2 separate regions of the Mus musculus genome follow, and region 1 is linked to region 2. The links are chromatin contacts, found by Hi-C in ENCODE. All regions are on one chromosome and are shown on one strand. Each heading gives the region's core, a stretch centred on a gene start or an enhancer-like site at or near the end of the contact. The rest is flanking DNA. Distances are from core to core; before and after follow the strand shown.

Evidence for each region. Hi-C counts contacts between places; a loop is a spot of excess contacts on that map.
Region 1: a map of heart shows a loop between it and region 2 (2.4-fold over the local background). The contact joins the promoter of Dppa1 here to the enhancer-like site in region 2. A Hi-C loop is called at or near these places in 3 of 37 maps with a recorded cell type or tissue (heart, left cerebral cortex and v-Abl transformed pro-B cells).

What each region holds. Positions count from the first base shown.
Region 1 is chr11:46,627,314-46,630,684 of GRCm38, reverse strand. It overlaps Dppa1 (developmental pluripotency associated 1), which reads left to right and starts at 1,411. Exons shown (of 6, transcript NM_001163358.1): 1 at 1,411-1,460.
Region 2 is chr11:46,282,626-46,285,783 of GRCm38, reverse strand. It overlaps Cyfip2 (cytoplasmic FMR1 interacting protein 2), which reads left to right. Exons shown (of 31, transcript NM_133769.3): 5 at 1,526-1,627. Among named protein-coding and RNA genes, the nearest start is that of Cyfip2, 28 kb to the left of the region's middle. Within about 2 kb of position 1,807, at least 1 of the 3 ENCODE cell types and tissues checked has a DNase peak (open chromatin) inside an H3K27ac peak, as active enhancers do; it is left cerebral cortex, where a contact is called at or near this core.

The sequences.
Region 1 (3,371 bases), core at 162-2,661, 350 kb before region 2:
TCTTAGAAGCAGACAGGAAGCCCGTGTGGCTGAAATAGTGAAAACAAGTACAGTGTGTGTGTGTGTGTGTGTGTGTGTGTGTGTGTGTGTACAAATTTATAATCCCAGCTGTGTCTGTAGCTGTTTTAGAGCACTTGCCTGGTATACATGAAGCCTTAGATCCTTATGCAGAAACCCAGGAAACAGAACACACCTGTGATCCCAATAGGAGTGCAGGAAGAGAGATCAGAAGTTCATGATCGTCTTTGATACAAAGGAATGATAGACCAACCTGCATTACATCATGAGACACCCTCTCCTAACAAAACAAAAATCACAGCACATAGCACCAAAATGAAAAGTAAAATGATTATCCTAAGTCCATTCAGTAAAGCCTACTATTATTAAATCTCCCCAAGCCATCATGTCTCTCCTGGCAAATGGGTGTGAGGGCAGCTTCCAGTCACTCAGAAGGTGATCATCCAGGCGTTTTACCTGAAACAGGTTTATGACATTGTCCTCAGCATCTTTAAGAAGACTATATGTGGTTGGTTGGTTGGTTGGTTGGTTGGTTGATTTACTTATTTGGTTTGTAGGAGTAAAGACACTGTCAAATTTCACAACTGTTCTGGAAATGCTTTCTTGAACAACATTTTACCCTCTAGTTGAAAGATGGGAAAGTAGTCATATCCAGTTTCCTATTTTATACAACTCCCACACTTCGGGAGCCTCCTTGGACAATTTATTAACAACTGAATGCTGAACCCAGGTATGGAGAAGCTTGGCTTCAGCCCTTGAAAGATCTCCTCTCACCAAGCAGCTTTGGCCAGCCTAGAACTCTCTGCATAGCCATGCCGCCATACAATGCAGATCCACCTTCTCTTGCCTCCCCATTACTGGCACTAAAGGAGTGCACCACCATAGCTTGCACTCCCTAAACTTTGGAAACAGAGTCTATGAGCTAGATTTATTTTTTTCAACTCCCCCATTCTTATGGGCTCCTAGTAAACATTGGTTAGAACGATGTTAGTTAATGCCTTCCAGGAAGTATAACAAGAGACAGATGTCCCTTCTGCCCTTATTCCAGGAATTCCTGGTCTCTCCAGTTCATTCTGCTTTCTGGAATGCAGTTTATTTTCCTATAAATCTAGAGGGCTGGTCCAGGTGTTGAAGTCCCCCAGGCTTACAGTCACATCTAAAGTAAGGATCTTTGGTGCAGATGGAAAACAGCCCAGGGCACACTAGTGATGCTCTCACAGGCGCTCCTGTAATGTTTATTCCAGTGAGCAGATGCTATCTAGTGGGTGGGTTGGAGAACTGGAGACTCAGTTTTTACAAAGAACAGGTGAGAGTGTGGCCAGGAGATAAGGATGAAATTACAAGAGAGACTTGTCTTCATCCATAAATAGCTCTGAAGAGTTCATGGGCAGCAGATGACCAGAAGGAGAGACTAGCAAGAAGTCACTTTCCCCTAAGTACAGGTAAGTGGGGATGTCTACTGCCTTATGCTGAAGAGAAAGAGTCAGGATAGTGTTCCTTGGAGTGTCTGTACCATGTGGAATTACGTGAGAAGTGATGTGGGGTTGAACGTGGGACATTAAACAGTGGTGCTTGAGCCCTGAAACATTAGAGTAACTTAACCATCCAGTAGGGTTCTGTGGATTCTTGCAAAGTGAATCTATGTTTGAATAGAATAATGGGTTTTCATAGACGACTATGTGATGATATTTTGCCAGTGCAAGTACATGGACAGCTTTTAGAACTGGGATTTTTTTTTTTTTCTATGACTAGGAAGTCGTTTAGCTGATTAACTATCAAGGAAAATTTTTTTTGTTGTTGTTTTGTTTTGTTTTTCGAGACAGGCTTTCTCTGTGCAGCCCTGGCTGTCCTGGAACTCACTTTGTAGAGCAGGCTGGCCTCGAACTCGGAAATCCACCTGCCTCTGTCTCCCAAGTGCTATGATTAAAGTCGTGCGCCACCTCGCCGGACTGATTTTTTTTTTTTTTTTTTTTTTTTTGTGGATCTGACTAAACGTATGAAGCTCAGGATGAAGTGACTTCACCCACTGTCTTAGTCAGGGTTTCTATTCCTGCACAAACATCACAACCAAGAAGCAAGTTGGGGAGGAAAGGGATTTTTTGGCTTACACTTCCATACTGCTGTTTATCACCAAGGAAGTCAGGACTGGAACTCAAGTAGGTCAGGGAGCAGGAGCTGATACAGAGGCTATGGAGGGATGTTCTTTACTGGCTTGCTTCCCCTGGCTTGCTCAGCCTGCTCTCTTATAGAACCAAGACTGCCAGCCCAGAAATGGTCCCACCCACAAGGGGCCTTTCCCCCTTGATCACTAATTGAGAAAATGCCTTACAGTTGTATCTCATGGAGGCATGTCCTCAACTGAAGCTCCTTTCTCTGTGATAACTCCAGCTGTGTCAAGTTGACACAAAACTAGCCAGTACACCCACTGAGCCATCTTTCTGGTCCTTGATTAGCATCTTCCTTCATTGAGGAAGCCATCCACCCACAGCTTCTGCAGACACCCCTGAACCCCACTCATGTCTAAGCTGACACCCTTTACTTCCATTCCTCAGCAAAAATCCTCTTCCTTTCTGTCAAAAGAAAAAAAATCATCCAAGAGTTGAGGCAGAGGGATGGAGAAATCAATACCTTGTTTCAATAATCTTCAAATCATGCAAATACACACATTGTTTATACTTTCTGTTTATTCTTCGAGCTGAGACTTATTTTGTACCCCAGACTGGCCTGGATCACATTGGAATCTCCTTCTCTTAGTCTACTGACTGCTAATATGGTCCACACACATCACTCTGTCTTATATTTTCATTTGATTTTGACATGTCTTCAGGTGTCTCAGTCTGACCTCCACATTACAAGTGACTAAAGATTACGTTGATCCTCTGACCCTCCACTACCAAAGTTCTTGAATTTCATACAGGCAGACACCACTGTTCCTGGTTGTTCTGATGTGGAAGACTGAACTAGAAATTCATACCCACGAGACAAACTGTCTAGCATCTCATACACCCAGTTCCCATACTGATAGTTTTATCATTTAGAAAGGAAAGGGGAAAGAAAACTTAGCATCTTAACAAGTATTTTCCGTCCGTCTTGAGAAATGGAGGCATGGCTTTAGGGGTTAAAGGTCAGTTTTGAGACAGGAATGTATCTCATAATAACATACTCAAACCCCAGATATCTCCTCCAACCCTGTGGTGGGAGAGGCTCTTCCCTCCTCCGCTGATAGCCCCTCCCCTCATGCACAGCTCAGGCCTGAGTACCTAACTCATCCCCTGCAGACCCCCAGCCTACAGGAAGTCCTTGTGCTCTGCCTTCTGAGCCCACAGACTGAGAGTCTTGATTCCTTCCACCAC
Region 2 (3,158 bases), core at 558-3,057:
CTTCATCTAAACCCTGTGCTTCAGATGGTTCTGGGTCTTTTTATTGGCATGACCATATTTTATAAATTCATATCGTTTCCACAAAACCGTATTGTTCTCATTTTTTACACTGTCTTGGACTTGTTGAAAATACAGATGATTTTATTATCATTGACATTTTTGCATAATTAGTGGATTCCGTTGTAACAAAGTCAGCAAACTATATGCACATCAAGTAAACAGAGGAGCCCTTCTCTGTTCCTTTTAGCCCTCATATTTAGGGGCAACTATTATTAAATTTTTTGTACTTTTCACATTTTCTGAGCCTGGTTTTGTTTTTCTTAAACAGTTGATTGTCTTAATTTTTATTTATTTATTTATTTATTTATTTATTCTCTCTCACGGGAAGGTATATATGTATCGTGGCATGCATGCGTCAGTCAGAGGATAATCTAAAGAAACTGGTTTTCCCCCATTCAGACAGTCAGGCTTGAAAGCAAGTGCCTTTTCCCACAGAACTGTCATCTGGGCAGCCTTGGAATTTTGTTTTTCTGGAGAAAGAGACCAAACTGGAGCTATGGCTCAGTGGTAAAGCATAGAGGATGAGTGTTAAACATACTCAAGGTCTTGGTGCCCGGGGGCCTGGATTCCTTCCCAGCAGTATTAGATAGATAGATAGATAGATGGATAGATGGATAGATGGATAGATAGATAGGTAAAATTAAATATAATATGTGTCAAATTATACTTAACTGTTCTGTGGCCTTTTTGCCTCTTAGGTGTGGTGATACCTTTTCATAGTCACTACAGAGATCCACCTTAGCCCTTCTAATGTTTGTAATGGTATATGTGTACGAATATATATGGTTGTATCACTTTGTCCATTGAATGACCCACTGGCAGTTATCTAGCCATTGATAATCATAAAACATTATCCTTGTCCAGTGTATGTGGTACTCACGTGTAATCTCAGCACCTAGAAGGAGGAGGCAGGAGGAACTTTAGTTTCAAGCCAGCATGGGCTACATAATGATTCACTAAAGAAAAAAAATGCATTGGCTCACTCTCACACCCAGCCAGCCTATTAGCAGGCGTGGCACATGTGTGTTCACAGAACATATGGCATGTGATACTAAGGTACATGCTGACTAAAAGCACCAGACAGAGGAAATGGGTCCCTGGATGACTCAGCTTAGGTTACCCATCATTAACTTGGATATGGCTGGGGAGACTGGTTCATGGTCGTGTGCATCGGGATAAGAGGAGAGCACATGCATGGACATACGAATGTAGCCAACTGTAAAGGCGGGCACAGGCCGGCAGAGAAAGGAGCAGGGCCCCATGTTGGGATCAGCTGGCCCCTTTACCACAGCCAGTCTCCAGGGAGCACTTGTGGGGCCTGTCAGTCTTCTACAGCTCCCTCTTGCTACAGTGACCCTAACCATTTTCACCCACGACACGATGCCACATGTGCTCCACTGGTGAGCCATGCTCCTGAGGTGGCAGCTGGGAGCCCAGATGATGAAGCCGCCTTTCGATTTCACAGGTGAAGTGCAATGAGCAGCCCAATCGGGTCGAGATCTACGAGAAGACGGTGGAGGTGCTGGAGCCAGAGGTCACCAAGCTCATGAAGTTCATGTACTTTCAGGTGAGTGGGGTGTGGGCGGGTCCACAGCAGAAGGCTCAGGTGAGTGGTGTGTGGGCGGGTCCACAGCAGAAGGCTCACGAAGTCCCCCACCCTTCCACATCTAGACTTTGGTGCCATGTCATTTTGTTTCTGTCCAGCTAGTATTTTTGAGAGCCACCTACACCCCTGTGGGTGAGCCAAGCCAACAGGTGTCCCTGCCTCCACAGAGGATGTGTCCTAGTGAGTTTGTGTATGCTTGGAGTGCAGAGTGACGAAAATACACACTAGTTTTTAGGACAAGGTAAAGGCCTGAGTAAAATACAATTTACAACAGTTGTAGGTTGCAGAGTATTTACGAGTAGTTGCCGCTTTAGGGACAATGGCATGGAGCTACGAACTGGGTGACAAGAGGTCCTGCAAAGCCCCAAGGCCTGGAGGGATCAGTGTGTTCAAGAAATGAAGGACAGTGAGCTATAAAACAGTGAAAGCAAGGAAGAGGCCCAAGGGGAGGCTTGGGGTGGGAGGACGGGGACCCATGAGATGGGCACTGTGAGCCTGGAGCTTTGGATTGGGTGATGTGGGTTGACCTGAGCTTTTAGGAAATCTGGCCACTAGGTAGGAAATGCTTGGGAGATGGAGGTGGGAAGAGGCTGGGATGGAGGAGTGCAGAGGAGCAGGAGACCAGTCGGGAGCTCTGGAAGAGTCATTTTTAGAGGAGGAAGAACAGGGAGAGGGCCAAGGGCCTTCACAGTGAGGGAGATAACGTATAAGGACAGAAGGCGTGGGCAGCCAGTCACTTCCTGGGGACTCACTGGCAACTGTGAGGGTGGTAGAGAACACCTCAAAGCTGGTCTGTACCCCACACACAGCATATACAACCCACACCCTTACATATGTCCCATGCATAGAGCATTGACACTGGCCAGGCTCTACTGTGTCTAGGCCAGAGCTAGGACTATACTGGGGAAGTGCCTCAGCCTGGGTCAGGAGCAATGCTAGGTCAAAACCCAGCACTGCTGTTTCCTAACTGTGTGTGACTCATTTTATACACATGTGTACACACACATACACGTGCACATTCACACATACACGGATACAGGCACCCGCACACACCAGTACAGGGAAATGAAGCCTGCCTCTCAGGGTGGTGGAAAAGATAAACTCGGTCTCTCTATAGGAGCACGGGAGGGCCCTATGACAGCTTAAAGTGTTTCACAGCTGTTGTTACTGTCATAGATGGCCTGACTTCCCAGAGCCTAAAGTCTCTTTTGGGAAGCAGATCCAAGAGAGATAAATGAAGAGCTTCCCCTAAAGAGGTGCACATGGAAGAAAGGAAGGCTGGGATGATTCACTGCCATGTGCCTCGCACTGTGGCCACTGGCTAAGCATAGAAACAGTAGCAGTTAACAGTGAAACTCCCCAGCAACATGAGGCTCACTCTAAGCACTCAGCAGCCACCGCGGCCATCCACATTAGTTACTCTAATGCCAAATAAAGCATCACCAGGAATCTCAAGGAAGGGCAGGCGTACTAGGCTCACAGTTTAAAGGTA